Linked DNA regions of Homo sapiens: regions 1, 2, 3 and 4 are each linked to region 5. Evidence: chromatin contacts called from ENCODE Hi-C or POLR2A ChIA-PET data. All regions are on one chromosome and are shown on one strand. Each heading gives the region's core, a stretch centred on a gene start or an enhancer-like site at or near the end of the contact. The rest is flanking DNA. Distances are from core to core; before and after follow the strand shown.

Region 1 (2,752 bases), core at 253-2,752, 1.9 Mb after region 5:
ATTGTTTACTTTTGTATCTTTAAGTAATATCCCTAAATCTGTATTTCTCTTTCTATGAACTGGGGACAGCGACTATTGATTTATTATTATTATTATTATTATTTTTTTGCGATAGGCTGGGGCAAAGGAGACAATCCTAAATTGCTAACCCTAAATTAATGTGCCTACATTTCCTGCCATCTCCCTTCCTCCTCCCAGCTTTTTGTCAACTGTTGCTGCAGGCCAGGTTCCCAAGGAAGCTGACTAAGATGTAGAGTAATGTGCAGGAAGTTTCTTAGGGAGTACTCTTAGGATCAACACCTGTAGAAGGGGAGGGGAGGGAAGAAATCAAAATTCAACAGACAGAGAAAGTGGGCAGTCTCAAAAAAGGCTTCAGTTAACCCCACAGGGAGCTCTGAAGCTGAAATGGCCTTTCAGAGATGTCCCAAGTTGGGGTAAGGGGCTGCACCTTTGTACCTTCAAGTTGAATCACTGATGTGGGCTTCCTGAGAACAGGGGTGACCTTGGCTGAGGTACCTATCTTTTTCTAAGACAATTTCTGATGAGGGCTAACGACAGCTAACAGCTCTCAAGCCAGCTAGGGAAATAAAATTTTTGGTGTTGAAGGGAGATCTGAGCAGTGCACCACAGCACCATCACAGCTGTATTTGTACCTTCCCATTGTCCATTGTTGTTTAGTCATAATTAAGTCATCTGGGCTTTGTTATAGATTGATTCTCAAAGTTGAAAATCAAACTGTGTTTGCAGTATTAGGACGGTATAATAGTATTCAGTACAGTACAGTGTAGGGCTAGGATTCCATCTCCCCACAATTGCTGCTCTCTCTGTTTGGCGCACCCTTCTTGCAGACCTCAATGCGGCTTGCTCCCTCACTTGCTTCAAAATTTTGTTCAAATGCCACTTCACTAGTGAGGCCCTGCCTGGCCACCCCATAGAAAATAACAAGCATGCCCCGCACCCACGCTTTATTTTTCTCCAGACCGGGTATGCCCACCGACACTCTCTATATTTTTTTATTGTTTTAAGCTCCACCAAAGCAGGGACATAGAGCCCCAGTGCCACCAACAGCGCCTGGTATACATATTTGCGATACTTAATAAGAATTAGTTGAAGAAATGAATAGGAAAGGGAGTCCCTTTAGATGGAGGAAGGGACTTTCTCAAAAGGCCTCATGGAAGGAGAATGGCATTGAGGCTGGCTTACAAGAAGTGTGTCTTTTATAAAAAGAAGGAAGGGCAGGGCTTCCAGGTGAAAGGCATAGCACAAGCAAAGGCAAAAAGACGGGTAACTGCTAGTTGTTAAGGGCAGTGGCTGAATCGCTATACCCCTAGCAGTTCTACACCTAGGGGCCTGCGGGCCGCTGGGTCTGCGAAGCTTGCAAGGCAACTGGCCCGCCCCCGCTCTGCGCCTGTCTCTCGGCCACGCCTATTGCTGCAGGATGACGCGCACCTCTAGAACCCGCCCCGGAGGGGAGGGACGCAGGGAAGAGTCGCACGGACGCACTCGCGCTGCGGCCAGCGCCCGGGCCTGCGGGCCCGGGCGGCGGCTGTGTTGCGCAGTCTTCATGGGTTCCCGACGAGGAGGTCTCTGTGGCTGCGGCGGCGGCTGCTAACTGCGCCACCTGCTGCAGCCTGTCCCCGCCGCTCTGAAGCGGCCGCGTCGAAGCCGAAATGCCGCCACCCCGGACCGGCCGAGGCCTTCTCTGGCTGGGTCTGGTTCTGAGCTCCGTCTGCGTCGCCCTCGGATCCGAAACGCAGGCCAACTCGACCACAGGTGCCGCCCACGCCCTCCCTGCCATCTCTTCTCCCTTCCTCCCTCCCTTCCTTCCTCCTTCCTTCTTTCCTTCCTTCTTTGTTTATATCCATTCTTTTTACCCTTCCTCTCTCCTACCATTCCTTCTTTCATCCATCATTCGTTCCCTCCCTCCATTTTTCACTCCTTCCTACCGTCCCTTCATCCCTCCCTTCCCTCTTTCCATCTATTCATCCATCCATCTCCTATCCCTCCGTGCTTCCCTTCCTCTTTCCCCCCATCTTTCCCATCTCTATCCATCCATCTTTCCCCCTCCTTTCCTCCCTCCATTGGTCCATCCGTCCCTTTTACCTTCTATCCATTCATATTTCTCTCTCTTCTCCCCTCCTTCTCTCCATCCTTTCTTCCCTTCAGCTATTCATCTTTTCCTCCTTATCTTCCTCCATCCAACCATCTGTCCTTTCCTGCATACATCATTCTCTTTTTTTCCTAAATTCATCTTTCCTTTCCACCATCTTTCACTCACTATCTCGCTTCCTCACCCAGGTTGGAGGCCATGACCAAAGCCTAACCCTGCCACCCAGGACTCAGGCTTCCTCCTCGAGCCCCACTCCCACCCTTGCTGAGGCACAGCGCCCTCCCTGGCTAGGCTGTTAAGGTGCAGGGTCCAGCCTTGGGCCTCTTAGTAACCTAGCACCTACCATGAGGGAGGGTTCAGTGTCAGTGCAGGTTACCTCACCAAAGCCCCTCCCTCCTGTGTAGATGCTCTGAACGTTCTTCTCATCATCGTGGATGACCTGCGCCCCTCCCTGGGCTGTTATGGGGATAAGCTGGTGAGGTCCCCAAATATTGACCAACTGGCATCCCACAGCCTCCTCTTCCAGAATGCCTTTGCGCAGGTATGTCTGGGAACCTCTAGCTGTGGGTGTGTGCTGCTTCGTGCACTGAGGGTTGGGGGCGGGGAGCTTCAGCTATTGTCAGATGGCACAGATTGTGCGGG
Region 2 (2,777 bases), core at 265-2,764, 1.9 Mb after region 5:
CTCGCTGTGTGAAGACATGCTGAAGGAAATGCCTCGGCCGCCTGGCACGCCCATCTAAGATGCTGATATCTGCCAGCAAATGACTTTCCACAAAGACTCACCCGTGTACCCTCCACCAACCCATCCATGGTGCCATTTCCTCACACACTTGTGGCCCCTGAGCATGATTATTCTTCTGATGAGTGACCAAAGATAACCAGGTTCCTTGGTTCTGGATTACTTCTGATGGAGGCTGAATGTCCCCCACAGGGCCTGGCCACTTCCATCGGGATAAATGGCTACAGTGAATGTTTGCCTCTTTTCTGCCGCCCAGTTTCTTAGCCAACCCTTTTCTCGTCATCACCACAAAATCACAACAGACGCCAACTGTGTGTATGTGGAATCCCTAGTAGGAACTGATGTAACTGAAAAGGCAAGAAGGGGGTTGAGTCCCCTCCTACCTGGTGCTGCAGAGAGTACCTGCTTTACGGCCAGAGGAGGAAACACTCTTCCACTTAGCTTCTTTACCTGCACAACAAGGAAGATAAAGAGGAAAGGTCATTAAGTGCAAGACAGCAAAGCTGGTTAATGGCCCTAAGAAGGTCATGTACTTAGCAGGCATTGGAAACCAAGAAGAGCTGGGAGGCCTGGTCTTATCAGTAACACACATGTGCACATCACAGTTTGGTTCTGCTAATCACAGCAGTGGGACCCTCCGCACCTGTCTGGGTCAAGGACCACAGGGTGCACCAGCCCGCAGGGCAGAAAATCATTTCACCATGTTGAGCAGCATTCTTGCAGCCAAGCATGCTCCATTCGAAGGGAGAAAAATGACACTTCCCCTCCCATTGTCACGGGGCGAGTGTTTGGGACTCTAAATCCCATTGTCCTCAGCTTAATTCTGGGTAGGTCACGCTGAGCACGGCGCCACAGGCCACAGAGCTGTGCACCGCCCGGCCTCAGGTCCAGGCGAGCTCACAGCAGAAGGGCCAACGGGAGGCAGGGAAGACCGGACTGAGGTGGGGCCGCTGTGTGTGGAGCAGTACACGGGCTTTCTACTCGCAGACGCACGTCGCGGGTACACGCGCTTAGAAGGAGCGGAGCCGAGACCCTGCCGACAGCAGGGGACAGGAAAAGGCGCCTCGGTCGCGCCCCGCACGAGTTCCCAGCCCCACATCCAGGGAAACCCCAGCCCTCAGGTACCGTCCGCAAGAAGGCTGAGCACACAGGCTCCCGCAGCATGGGCCCTGGCACCTGTCAGCCCCGGCAGGTCTCACGGCCTCCGGAACCATGGACCCTGCGAGTCGTGGGTGTCTAGGGCCGACTCCGGCTTTTCGCCACAGGAATGAACAGTCCTCTGCTTCCCCGAGACCCAGCGAGGCCACCGGAGCCAGGACGATGGGCTCCCAAGCAAGGAGACGTGGGCCGCTGTGAGAAGAGGGAGCGCCTGGCTAGTGTCCAGGCTGCAAGGTCGTTGCCGCTAACTCCGGGAAACCAGTGGCCAGTGACAGGTGTTAGCGGTCTATAACTCTTCCGCTTTCATACAGCTCCCGTCATCCCTTTCACGAAGAACGTACGTGGGCGCGCAATCACGCATGTATGCACACCACGCACGTACGCGGGAGGCACGTACTCAGCCATGCATATAGACAGCAAACATTATGAATCTCGCATTCTCGAAGACACGCACTGACGACATCACGCACGTACGCACGCCCTGGCTGCTAGGAGACGCTATTCTCTTTACCTGGCCCTGATGCGCGCCAGCCAACCAGGCCAAGGCCAGGGGACCTCGAGACCGGCAGCCTCGACGAAGAACCGGAAGGAGGAAAAGGAACGGGAGGGAGGAAGAGTAAGTGGAAGGGTGGGACGAGGACACCAGGCAGGAGTTTTGGGCCCAGAGCTGCTATACCAGCAGGGAGGAGCTGGGAGAAACCGCTGGGGAGGGGGTGGAGGCGGGGCTGAGAGGAGGAGGGCGGAGCTGGGGGAGGGGCCGAGCGGGACTGACAGAAACAATTGGGGGCTGGGTTGAGGGCGGGGCTGAGATAAGAGGCGGGGTGTGGGGCAGGGCCGGGCGGGGCTGAGAGAAACCATTGTGGGCAGGGCCGTGGGAGAGCTGAGCGAGGAGAAGCTGCAGGAAGAGCTCGCGGACTCTTGAGAATCAGCAGGGGGAGGCAGGTGTCCGCTGAGAGAAGGAGGGAGGGGGAGAAAGAAATCACTGGGAGGGGCTGGGGGCGGGGTTTTTAAAGCAGCTGCGTGAGAAGTAGGGCGGGGCTGGGAGAGGCGGGGCTCTGGGGGGGCTGAGAATGCTGGGGAAGGTTTGGGGGCGGGGCTTTGGAGGCAGCCACAGGAGAAGCAGGTCGGGGCTGCGGGCGGGGCTCGGGGTGGGGCGGGGCTGAGAGAAACTGCTGGGGAGGGGGCCGAGGGCGGGGCTTTGGGAGCAGCCGCGGGAGAAGCGGGGCGGGGCAGGGAGGGGAGGGGCGGGGCAGGGAGGGGCGGGGCTGAGAGAAACTGCTGGCTGAGGTCGGGGCTTTGGAAGCAGCCCCGCGAAGAGCAGGGCGGGGCAATGGGAGAACTGAGCGAGGAGCAGCTGCGGGAGGACCCCTCGGACTCCTGAGAACCAGCTTAGGGGAGCGGGGGCTTGGGGAGGTGTAGGGTGGAATCACGAGAAAGCTCTGTGGGAGGGCCTGGTGCACAGCTCAGCTGCAGCGTGGAGCTGAGGGAAAGCCGGGCGTTCCTGGAGGAGGAGCAGGGCGGGGCTGTGGCAAAGAGGTGTGGGAGCAGATGGGGCGGGGCTG
Region 3 (2,770 bases), core at 67-2,566, 1.0 Mb after region 5:
GGGCACCGTGGTGCCAAACAACAACGACAAGCCACCCCAGCAAAAGCAGCCCCTTCTCCCCACGTCCCCCAGCCACGCTGTGCTCCCGCCCGCTCACACACACCCACACTCCGGGTGCCCAGGTCAGCCGCACCCAGCTGCAGAAGCGCGGCGGGGCGGGAGTGAATGCTCCAGCCCGAGGCGCGTGTTTGCACAGGTTCCGATGGCTTCAGGGCCGAGCTTTCTGGCAGGCTAATCCTATTAGTGTCTGCTCAGTCCGAATTTAATCACGGATCAGAATCAGACGACATCTCCAGCTTTCCAGGAGGCTTCGGACACACTGCATTGGGACGGAGCCTGGCCAAGCCAACTGGCCGAGAAAAGTATTTGGCGGCGCTCCGGGGGGCTTCCCGCCCGCGCTAGCCGGCGCCGGGCGCCCAGCTCTGTCGTCGCGCGGATGCTGGGGAACCTGAAGCGCGGACTCTGACGCAGGGGCGCCGGGGCTGCTCCGCAGGAACCCAGTCCGGGCTGCCCTGAACACCAGCTCAGCTCCGGGCTGCGCTTCCCAGGAGTTGGCAGGGGAGGGAGTGCAGGGCAGCGGATTCGGCGCGCACACTCCACACTCTCGCTCAGAGGCGGCAAACAGCGTTGGGGTGGGGAAATCCTTCATCCAGCGCCCACTGCCTACTGGCCTGGGCTCAGGCAGCTGGCATGTGAAGGCACCGTCGCCGGTGACACCCAGGCTGCAAGCGACCCGGGGGTGCTGGGACAGAGTGGGAGCCTCCCAGTAGCCCAGCGTAGCCCGAGGAGCTTGCGCCCTTCTACCTTTCCTCCCCGGTACGTGGCTGTCCCCGCCGGATTTCAGACGCCCGACGGGCGCCGAGCCAAAGGCCGTGGTCTCCGGCGTTTCGAGCTGCGCCCAGCCCAGCCGGGCTGGTTCGAGAAGGGGGTGGCCGCCCGCAGCGCCAGGTGGGCCGTGTGCTCAGAGCAAACTTTAGGGTCTACCGACTCGAAGCACCCCTGGGACCCCGATCCTCAGCGATGGGGACCATAACTGGGGGCTACAAGTGTACCCCGGAACCCCCAGAACAGTCAGACTTCCTGCACCCGCCCTCAGCCTTACCGTGCTGCAGAGCTCCGGCGGCGGCGGGGGCAGTGTCCGAGGGGCGGGCGGCCGCCGGCGCGGGCAGCCTGGACTCAGGCGGCCGCCAAGGAACCCAGCCCTGTTGCAGATCACCCCCTGGCTAGCGGCCGGTGCCCCCGCGCCCGCCCGCCGCCGGCCGCTTCAGCTCGCGGCCAAGTTCATGCTGGCGGCGCTGCAGTGGCGGCCTCAATCTGCTCGCTCCATTCCCACCGCCCGGCTCCGCGCCGCGCGCCCGGAAGGTGGAGTTTCGGGGGTTTAAGTTACTGATAGGCATTTCTCACTGCTGTGTCACTCGGGGAGGAGGAGACACGCACGCCGCACACTCACACACCCTCACACTCACGGCGACGAGCGGCTCCGGCCTTAAAGGGGAAGCCGCGCTGCCCTGCCCGCGACCCCGCCAGCCCGAAGCCTGGAAACTCAGGGTTTCCACTCCGGGATGGGGCAGCGGGCAGCCAAAGAGCTGCGGCCGCCCGAGGGGCCTCCCGGGCCCTCCCACCAGTCTTTAGAGGAGAAAGCGGCCGCAGGCTGGCTTCGCTGTTGCAGCCTCATTTCTCCAGTCGGCTCGAACCAGGGCAGCTGGGGAGGGATCGGAGGGGCGGAAGGGGCATCGGTGCACTCACCTTGGCTGCTCCGCACTCAGTGGAGGGTGGTCTGTGCCCCCGGCGTCAGCTGGCTTGCCTAGGCGGTGCGCTGGTGGAAAGAGGCGACAGCAGGGTTAGCGGAGCGCCTCCAGCAGACAGAGCCCGCCGGAGGGCCGCAGGCGGGGCCCGGCGCGCTTGGGAAACCCGCACGCCGAAGGTAGACTTTCCGCGTCTGGGGAAAACGAGCTGGTGAGCCGTGCGTGGCCGGGACACACGAAGAGCGAGCACGGAGAGCCAAAAGCCAGCGGTCATCAGTGACAGGGCGAGAGAGCGCTCAGGACCGAGAGACCAAGAAAGACAGGAGACCGTACGAGACACAGAGAAGGCAGAGACTGAGAGACAGATACCGAGAGAGGCACCGGCGGAGATAGAGGTAGAGACACGATGAAGGGAGAGGAGAGGAGAGGAGATGAGAGGAGAGGAGAGGAGAGGAGGAAATAAGGAGAGGAGGAGAGGGACCAGAGAACAAGAGAGCTTGCAAGAGGAATGACAGATCCCCAGAGGACCCTGAAGTGTCACAGGGACGGGAGTCTCATCACAAAGTAGCCTATTCAGCCCCCATCCCCCTTCCCATTTTCACCAGAGCCTGACCCTAGGGCTAGCGGCCAGGCCCTTCTCCTCCCCTCGCCCTGGGAGGGGCACTCACCTGCAGTGGGTGGCTGCTGGGTGGGTAGCGCCAGTCCCTCCGCCCACGCATCCGCTCACCAGCTCGCGCCCTGACTGCCAAACAGACCCGCTGTGGCGGCAGCGGGGACCAGGGCTCTCAGGTGGCAGTTAGTGAACTGCATTCTCTCCATCCCGGCCGAGTGCCCCACTCCCCACTTCCCAGTCCCCCACCCTTAGCGCGGACGCTGTCGGCGTCGCCCGCCAGTACGCTTAGCTCAGAGTCCAGGCTCGCTGGCCAGTCTCCCGTTCCACTGGACCAGGGCACGCGATGCTCCCGCCCAAGCTGGGCTGGATTGGCTCCCTCCGCAGTTATCCCAAGACGGACACCTGCGGCTTC
Region 4 (2,700 bases), core at 66-2,565, 1.8 Mb after region 5:
ATGGGTGAAAAAGTCTGGGACAGGGTCCTGGTGCTTCAGCAGATGAAAACTTGATTTGGATTACTCAACCTTAAAATCAGCTCATATAATAATATCCATTTCCCAGTGGGTGTTGGGAAGCTTAATTACCACTTATGATATGTTTTTACGTTCTCAGAAGAAAGGTGATACATCAAGACTAAGTATGACTATCGCAATTGTGATTCTCTCAAGCTGCCCTTGGGGCTAAACAGTATAAAATTGTCATTTGTGAAACTCTGCTATTGCAACAAAGGATGACTATTATCCATAATGATAGTAGACTAATGTTTAAGGCATTGTTGTGCTCATGAAAACTTAAATCTGCCCAAAGTGAAGATGGTAAACTAGGTCACCTGCTATGAGCTTGTCCTGCTCTTGGATTCCAAAAGCAAACAAAATCCTTGAGGAGGTTGACACCTGAAAGAGTACCAGATAGCAACAGCATTCTTTGTACACCTAGCATGTACCAGGCAGTGTGTTATGCACACGATCTCACTGAATCTTCCTAACACGCTTAGAAAAGAGGTTTTTATCATTTCCATTCTGCGGAGGAGAAAAACTGAGACTCAAAGATGTTGACTTGCCCAAGGAAGATGAACCTGGTACTTGTAAGTAGGGCAGCCTGGAGTGGAGGCAGAGGTCAGGTGTGAAGTGACCACAAAGTTTAGACAGGATCCAAGGAGGCTCTGAACTGGGTTAGAAAAATGAGGATGATTTCCACGTCTCCTGCTTGAATACCCCCCTGCGTACGAATAGGCCTGCTGCTAAGGGAAAAAGGGAACCCAGGAGGGGAAGGCGGTTGGCACGGGAAGTGACTTTGGTGCTAGGTAACTTGAGTAGGGAATAGCCAGCATATCTGGACACGCTGGCTTGGGAATTGGAAGGGAAGTTGGGACCCAAACTTTGGAGTCGTTGACAGATGTGACAGGTGAAGCCTGGGATGACATCGCCAAAAATGCAACGTCTCACTCATTGTCACTACTCCCAGGGCTCAGTCGTCACTGGGGAAAATCTCCAGAAGGTAGCGCGGGCCAAGGTGACAGGTGTCTGCCAAGATCTGCCCGCCAGACTCCCGGGCGGCGCGCTCCCTCCCTGCAGGCCTTCAGCCCGTCAGCATCCCCTTCCTCGGGGCCCTGCTCACTCCCAGCCTCCATCCCCCTGCCATCTCCTCCGCCGGTCGCGTGCGGACACAAGGATGGGGACCTCCCAGCGAGGAGCGCTCTGGGCGGGGCTCCGGACGCATGCGCGGCCCTCGTACGGAAGCCCGGAAGGAGGGGCAGGGGGCGGTGGCTCAGGTTTCTCCGGGCGGCGGCGGCGGCGGCGGCGGCGGCGGCGGCGGCGGCGGCGGCGACGGCGACGGCGACGGCAGCGGGGACGGCAGCAGTAGCGGGAGCAGCAGCGTGGACGCGGCTGGCGCTGGCGCCATGAACCCGCTGTAAGGCGCAGGCTGTGCAGCACGGGGTGCGGGGGAGGAGGAGGAGGACGCCGCGGTGAAGTTCTCCGCCATGAACCTGAGGGGCCTCTTCCAGGACTTCAACCCGAGGTGAGGCGGCGTCGTTGGCGCCCCCGGGAGTCCGCGCTGCGGGCTCGGGCGCGGGCTGGTGTTCGGCTCCGGGGAGGCACGGCGGGCGAGATGCTGCAGCCCGAGGACCCGGGCGCCTGCCCGAGCCTCCCTGCGGGTGCAAGCGGTCCCCAGGCAAAACAGTCGGCCTCGGCGCCCGCCCGCTTCCTCCTCCCGTGCCCGGTGCTTTCAGCCCCTGCCCGGCCACGGCCGGAAGGGCCCGGCCGCGAGCCCCGTCCTGCCCCAAGGGAACCCCATTCTTTTCTGCTTGCTGTCCCTCATTGGTGTCCCAACTTCTTCGTCTCGGTTCCATCCTCTTCTGCGCCGCTGCGGGCCCTCCATTCTCCGCGTCAGGGCCGTCTCACTCGACCCAACACCCCTACCCCCACCCCAGCTGTTTCCTCCAGTTCCTCGCAGTCCTTGGGGTTTTCCTTGGGTTTATGCCCATCCCTCTCTTGTTTGCTTCTTTGTTGAACGGATACCTGAAACACTGTTGAATCCTTGGAGTCAGTGTCGGGGTATGGCAATACCTTATATAATGCATTTCTGGGTGAGCCTGATCATTTTCCATACTCATTTTCTCATCAGTCTTCACTACAAGTTTATTTGCAGGAAGTAGATATTGCTGTCCTTCTTTTCCAGATGGGGAACACCCAGTGGACAGTGTGGAGAAAACACTGGCTAAGCACTCAAGCGCCTGTCCTTGCACTTGCCCGACTGTTTTGTAACTGTTCTTTACCCCAGGCTGTGAGCTCCCTGAAGCTGAGACCATCTCCTGCTCATCTCAGTGTCCCCAGCGCCTCCCACCCACCGTATCTGGCACATAGTAGGCACATATAAAATGTTTGTGGAACTAAACTGAGCCCAAAGACTTGGATTGGAGACGAGGCCATATGTAACTGGGTGATTCTCTGCCCTTCTTTGGCCCTTCTGTAAAATGAGGAGTTGGCCTAACTGATCTCTTAAATGCACTACTCTCCGAAAGGAGTATCCGTTTCCCTTATTTGCCAGTTGGGAAGACGTGCTCAGTAAATATTTGTGTGCTGTAACCTATGTTAGGTGCTTTAGATGCTGGCGGTCTCAGCATGGGGTGAAGAAGGGCTTGTACACTTAAGATG
Region 5 (2,700 bases), core at 188-2,687:
TAAAAATATGTTGGTATTCTCATAAATGAATAATTAAAAAAAAACCCACATTGAGGCTGGATAAAGAAAATGCGGTACATATACACCATGGAACACTATGCAGCCATAAAAAAGAATGAGATCATGTCCTTTGCAGCAACATGACTGGAGCTGGAAGCCATTATTCTAAGCAAATTAAGACAGGAAAAGAAAACCAAATACTGCACGTTCTCATAAGTGGGAACTAAACAACAAGAACAGATGGACACTAGGAGAGGAACAACAGACAGTGCGGTCTACTTGAGGGTGGAGGCTGGGAGGAGGGAGAGAATCAGAAAAAACGCCTATCGGGTACTATGCTTATTACCTGGGTGACAAAATTACCTGTACGCCAAGCCCCCGTGACATGCAGTTTACCTATATAACAAACCTGCGCATGTACTCATGAACCTAAAATAAAAGTTAAAAAAAAAAAAAAAAAACTCACAATGACCCTGTCGGAAAGAGAAGGCATCACAGAGCTCCAAAGATCGTGGGCTTTGGAGTCAGTGAGCTTGGTCAAACGTTAGCTTCAATTACATACTAACTTTGTCGCCTAATTCTGTAATCACTCACCCTCAGTTTCAAGTCACTTACCCTCAACTGCATCCTCTTCAAAATTGGGAAATCAAGCAGTTAGAGAAATTAAGAATTCTGACAATGTATGTAAAGCACGTGCACTGAGCCTGGCATACAGTAGGTCTTAACGAATGATAGCTAACTCCCTCACCACTCCCTTGCCTACTGGGGTGGGCCAGAACCACCTGCTCTCTCATACATTCCTTCAACTCAGTCACCAGCCTCTATCTTACTGATTCCCCAAGTGAAGCAATCTCACACCAGGGGACTATTCCCTTCTACTCCTTCATTCATACAGCAAACATTTATTAAGCCCCGACTATGCAGGCCCCCTAGGGAACACGGAGATGAAGGAGACTGCATTCCTGTCCTCAGAAGGCTGACCCTGCGGTAATGAAAGAGACTGCAATATAGACACAGCGAGAGAAAGTGCTAGGATAGGAGCATGAGCTGAAGGCCCACTGACCTATTCCCCATGACCCCGGATCCCTTGTTCCCGAGCGAAAGTTCGGGGCCGGGAGTTTAGACGTCTCAGGCTCCAACCTGCTTTCCCCGCCCCCTTCCCTGAGGCCAGGTCCCCGGGGTCCAGACCTCACGCCCACCCATTCAGCTAGGGCCTTCCCTCAAGCCCTGCTCCAGGCTGGGGCCAGTCCGCCTCGCGGTCCAGGCCCCGCTCAGGGCTACCTGAACTCAGGAGGCTGCAGTGCGTTCAGCGCCGCCTTATCCGGGCGCTCCATGGTGTAGCCGTGCCGGCACAGGCGCTCGGCGGCGGAGCTGGGCTCGGCGGCCGCGCTCAGTAAGCTCCGCGAGGGAACGGCCGAGGCGGTTCGCACCGGAAGTAGCGGTTCGCGCCGGAAGTGCCCGTTCGCGCCGGAAGTGCCCGTTCGCGCCGGGCGGCGGGCCACAGTACGCAGGCGCGGCGCGGCGCGGCGCGCCGCAGCGACGCAGGGCTGTTGCCGGCGCGGGGGCGGGCGCTCACATGACTTACCGGCGGTGGCTCCGCGGCGTGCGCCCTGCCAGGAGGGGCCTGTGCTCGAGGAGCAGGCCTGGCGAGTAGCCCAGCCACTCCACGTTGAGCCGGGACTTGCCGCGCAACATGGTCCTCCTGGGCGGGCGGCGGCTACGCCGCCCCCTGAACTCGCGTGAACACTGGTCCTCGTCTGCGTCTCGGTCGCTGAGCTGGGGGCCGCAAGGAGACCCGAGCATATGAGCCGCGAAGAGGGACTACCAGCCAGAGGGCTGTGGTGCTAGGCAACTGAGCGTATTCCGCCGACGACAACACAAAAAAGCAGTGCGCATTATTTCGCCACTACTTGAGCAAATAAATGCCTCATTAATTACTGCCCGCAGTGGTAGGAAGTCAAGCCCTTGGCAGCTGGGAGGAGTTAAAACACTCACCCGAGTCCGTAAAACTAGAGAATGTCAGAGTTCAAAGAGCTCTTGCTGAGAATGACTGTTCCAGACTCGATGCCAGTGACCCCCAACTTCCACTTAAAAGTTAAAAACATATTTTGCAGCTGCTCAGAAAGCCGCCAATGAGACAACAGGGACTCAAATAGTAAGAACAGATGGGCCTCCCGGGCCTGCGCAACCCGAGAGAGGTAAAAACGAAAGGGTGGGTAAGTCTGGAGTCAGGCTTGACAAAATTAAGTTGCCACTGGCTGCTAATAAGAGGACAGCCCTTAACATGGTCAGCGCCTGGAAAGGGCCGCTGACCACACAGCTATTTTCTGCACCACATGGATACAAAGACCACATCTGAAATCATGACTAAACCAGCAGCTTAGAGTGGTGGAAAGGGCAATGGACTGGGCAGCAGGAAGTCCAGGTTTTAGTTCAAACTGAATAATCCCCCTCTAGGGCTGACTGTGCTGGCTCACGCCTGTAATCTCAACACTTTGGGAAGCTGAGGCAGGAGGATTGCGTGAGGCCAGTAGTTCCAGAGCAGCTTGGGCAGCATAGCAAGACTCCGTCTCTAAAAAACAAACTGTAAAATATTTAATAAAAATAATAGTAATCTCTATCTGGGCCTCATCTAGACCTTTAGGTGAGTAAGAACCACCTAATGTAAGAACTTGGGGTACAAAGAGAATCTAGCTCTGG

What was found. Hi-C counts contacts between places; a loop is a spot of excess contacts on that map. ChIA-PET counts read pairs that join two places held with the same protein, here RNA polymerase II (POLR2A). Pooled maps may share reads with other maps.
Region 1: a loop to region 5 is called in a map of CD8-positive, alpha-beta T cell, with 8 times the contacts of the local background. The contact joins the promoter of IDS here to the promoter of VMA21 in region 5. A Hi-C loop is called at or near these places in 1 of 168 maps with a recorded cell type or tissue (CD8-positive, alpha-beta T cell), 2 of 37 single-sample maps with no recorded cell type and 10 of 50 pooled maps.
Region 2: a map of naive thymus-derived CD4-positive, alpha-beta T cell shows a loop between it and region 5 (14-fold over the local background). The contact joins the promoter of EOLA1 here to the promoter of VMA21 in region 5. A Hi-C loop is called at or near these places in 1 of 168 maps with a recorded cell type or tissue (naive thymus-derived CD4-positive, alpha-beta T cell), 2 of 37 single-sample maps with no recorded cell type and 9 of 50 pooled maps. POLR2A ChIA-PET finds 5 or more read pairs at or near these places in 1 of 52 experiments (activated T-cell).
Region 3: a map of B cell shows a loop between it and region 5 (11-fold over the local background). The contact joins the promoter of MAMLD1 here to the promoter of VMA21 in region 5. A Hi-C loop is called at or near these places in 1 of 168 maps with a recorded cell type or tissue (B cell) and 11 of 50 pooled maps. POLR2A ChIA-PET finds 5 or more read pairs at or near these places in 1 of 52 experiments (BJ).
Region 4: a loop to region 5 is called in a map of prostate gland, with 11 times the contacts of the local background. The contact joins the promoter of TMEM185A here to the promoter of VMA21 in region 5. A Hi-C loop is called at or near these places in 3 of 168 maps with a recorded cell type or tissue (CD4-positive, alpha-beta memory T cell, gastrocnemius medialis and prostate gland) and 8 of 50 pooled maps.

The regions. Positions count from the first base shown.
Region 1 is chrX:149,504,056-149,506,807 of GRCh38, reverse strand. It overlaps IDS (iduronate 2-sulfatase), which reads left to right and starts at 1,502. Exons shown (of 9, transcript NM_000202.8): 1 at 1,502-1,773; 2 at 2,515-2,651. The coding sequence starts at 1,671. RefSeq lists enhancers at 1,598-1,757, 1,750-2,251, 2,375-2,752 and a silencer at 2,314-2,413.
Region 2 is chrX:149,539,749-149,542,525 of GRCh38, reverse strand. EOLA1 (endothelium and lymphocyte associated ASCH domain 1) reads right to left here and starts at 1,514. Exons shown (of 5, transcript NM_001171907.3): 1 at 1,183-1,514; 2 at 441-507. It overlaps EOLA1-DT (EOLA1 divergent transcript), which reads left to right and starts at 2,774. Exons shown (of 10, transcript NR_027455.5): 1 at 2,774-2,777. RefSeq lists an enhancer at 964-1,173 and silencers at 1,921-2,111, 2,144-2,213, 2,224-2,533.
Region 3 is chrX:150,361,863-150,364,632 of GRCh38, reverse strand. It overlaps MAMLD1 (mastermind like domain containing 1), which reads right to left and starts at 1,316. Exons shown (of 8, transcript NM_005491.5): 1 at 1,103-1,316.
Region 4 is chrX:149,630,407-149,633,106 of GRCh38, reverse strand. TMEM185A (transmembrane protein 185A) reads left to right here and starts at 1,315. Exons shown (of 7, transcript NM_032508.4): 1 at 1,315-1,564. The coding sequence starts at 1,527. RefSeq lists silencers at 1,353-1,762, 1,773-1,822.
Region 5 is chrX:151,395,943-151,398,642 of GRCh38, reverse strand. It overlaps VMA21 (vacuolar ATPase assembly factor VMA21), which reads right to left and starts at 1,437. Exons shown (of 3, transcript NM_001017980.4): 1 at 1,282-1,437. The coding sequence starts at 1,334. RefSeq lists enhancers at 887-946, 1,007-1,156 and a silencer at 1,437-1,596.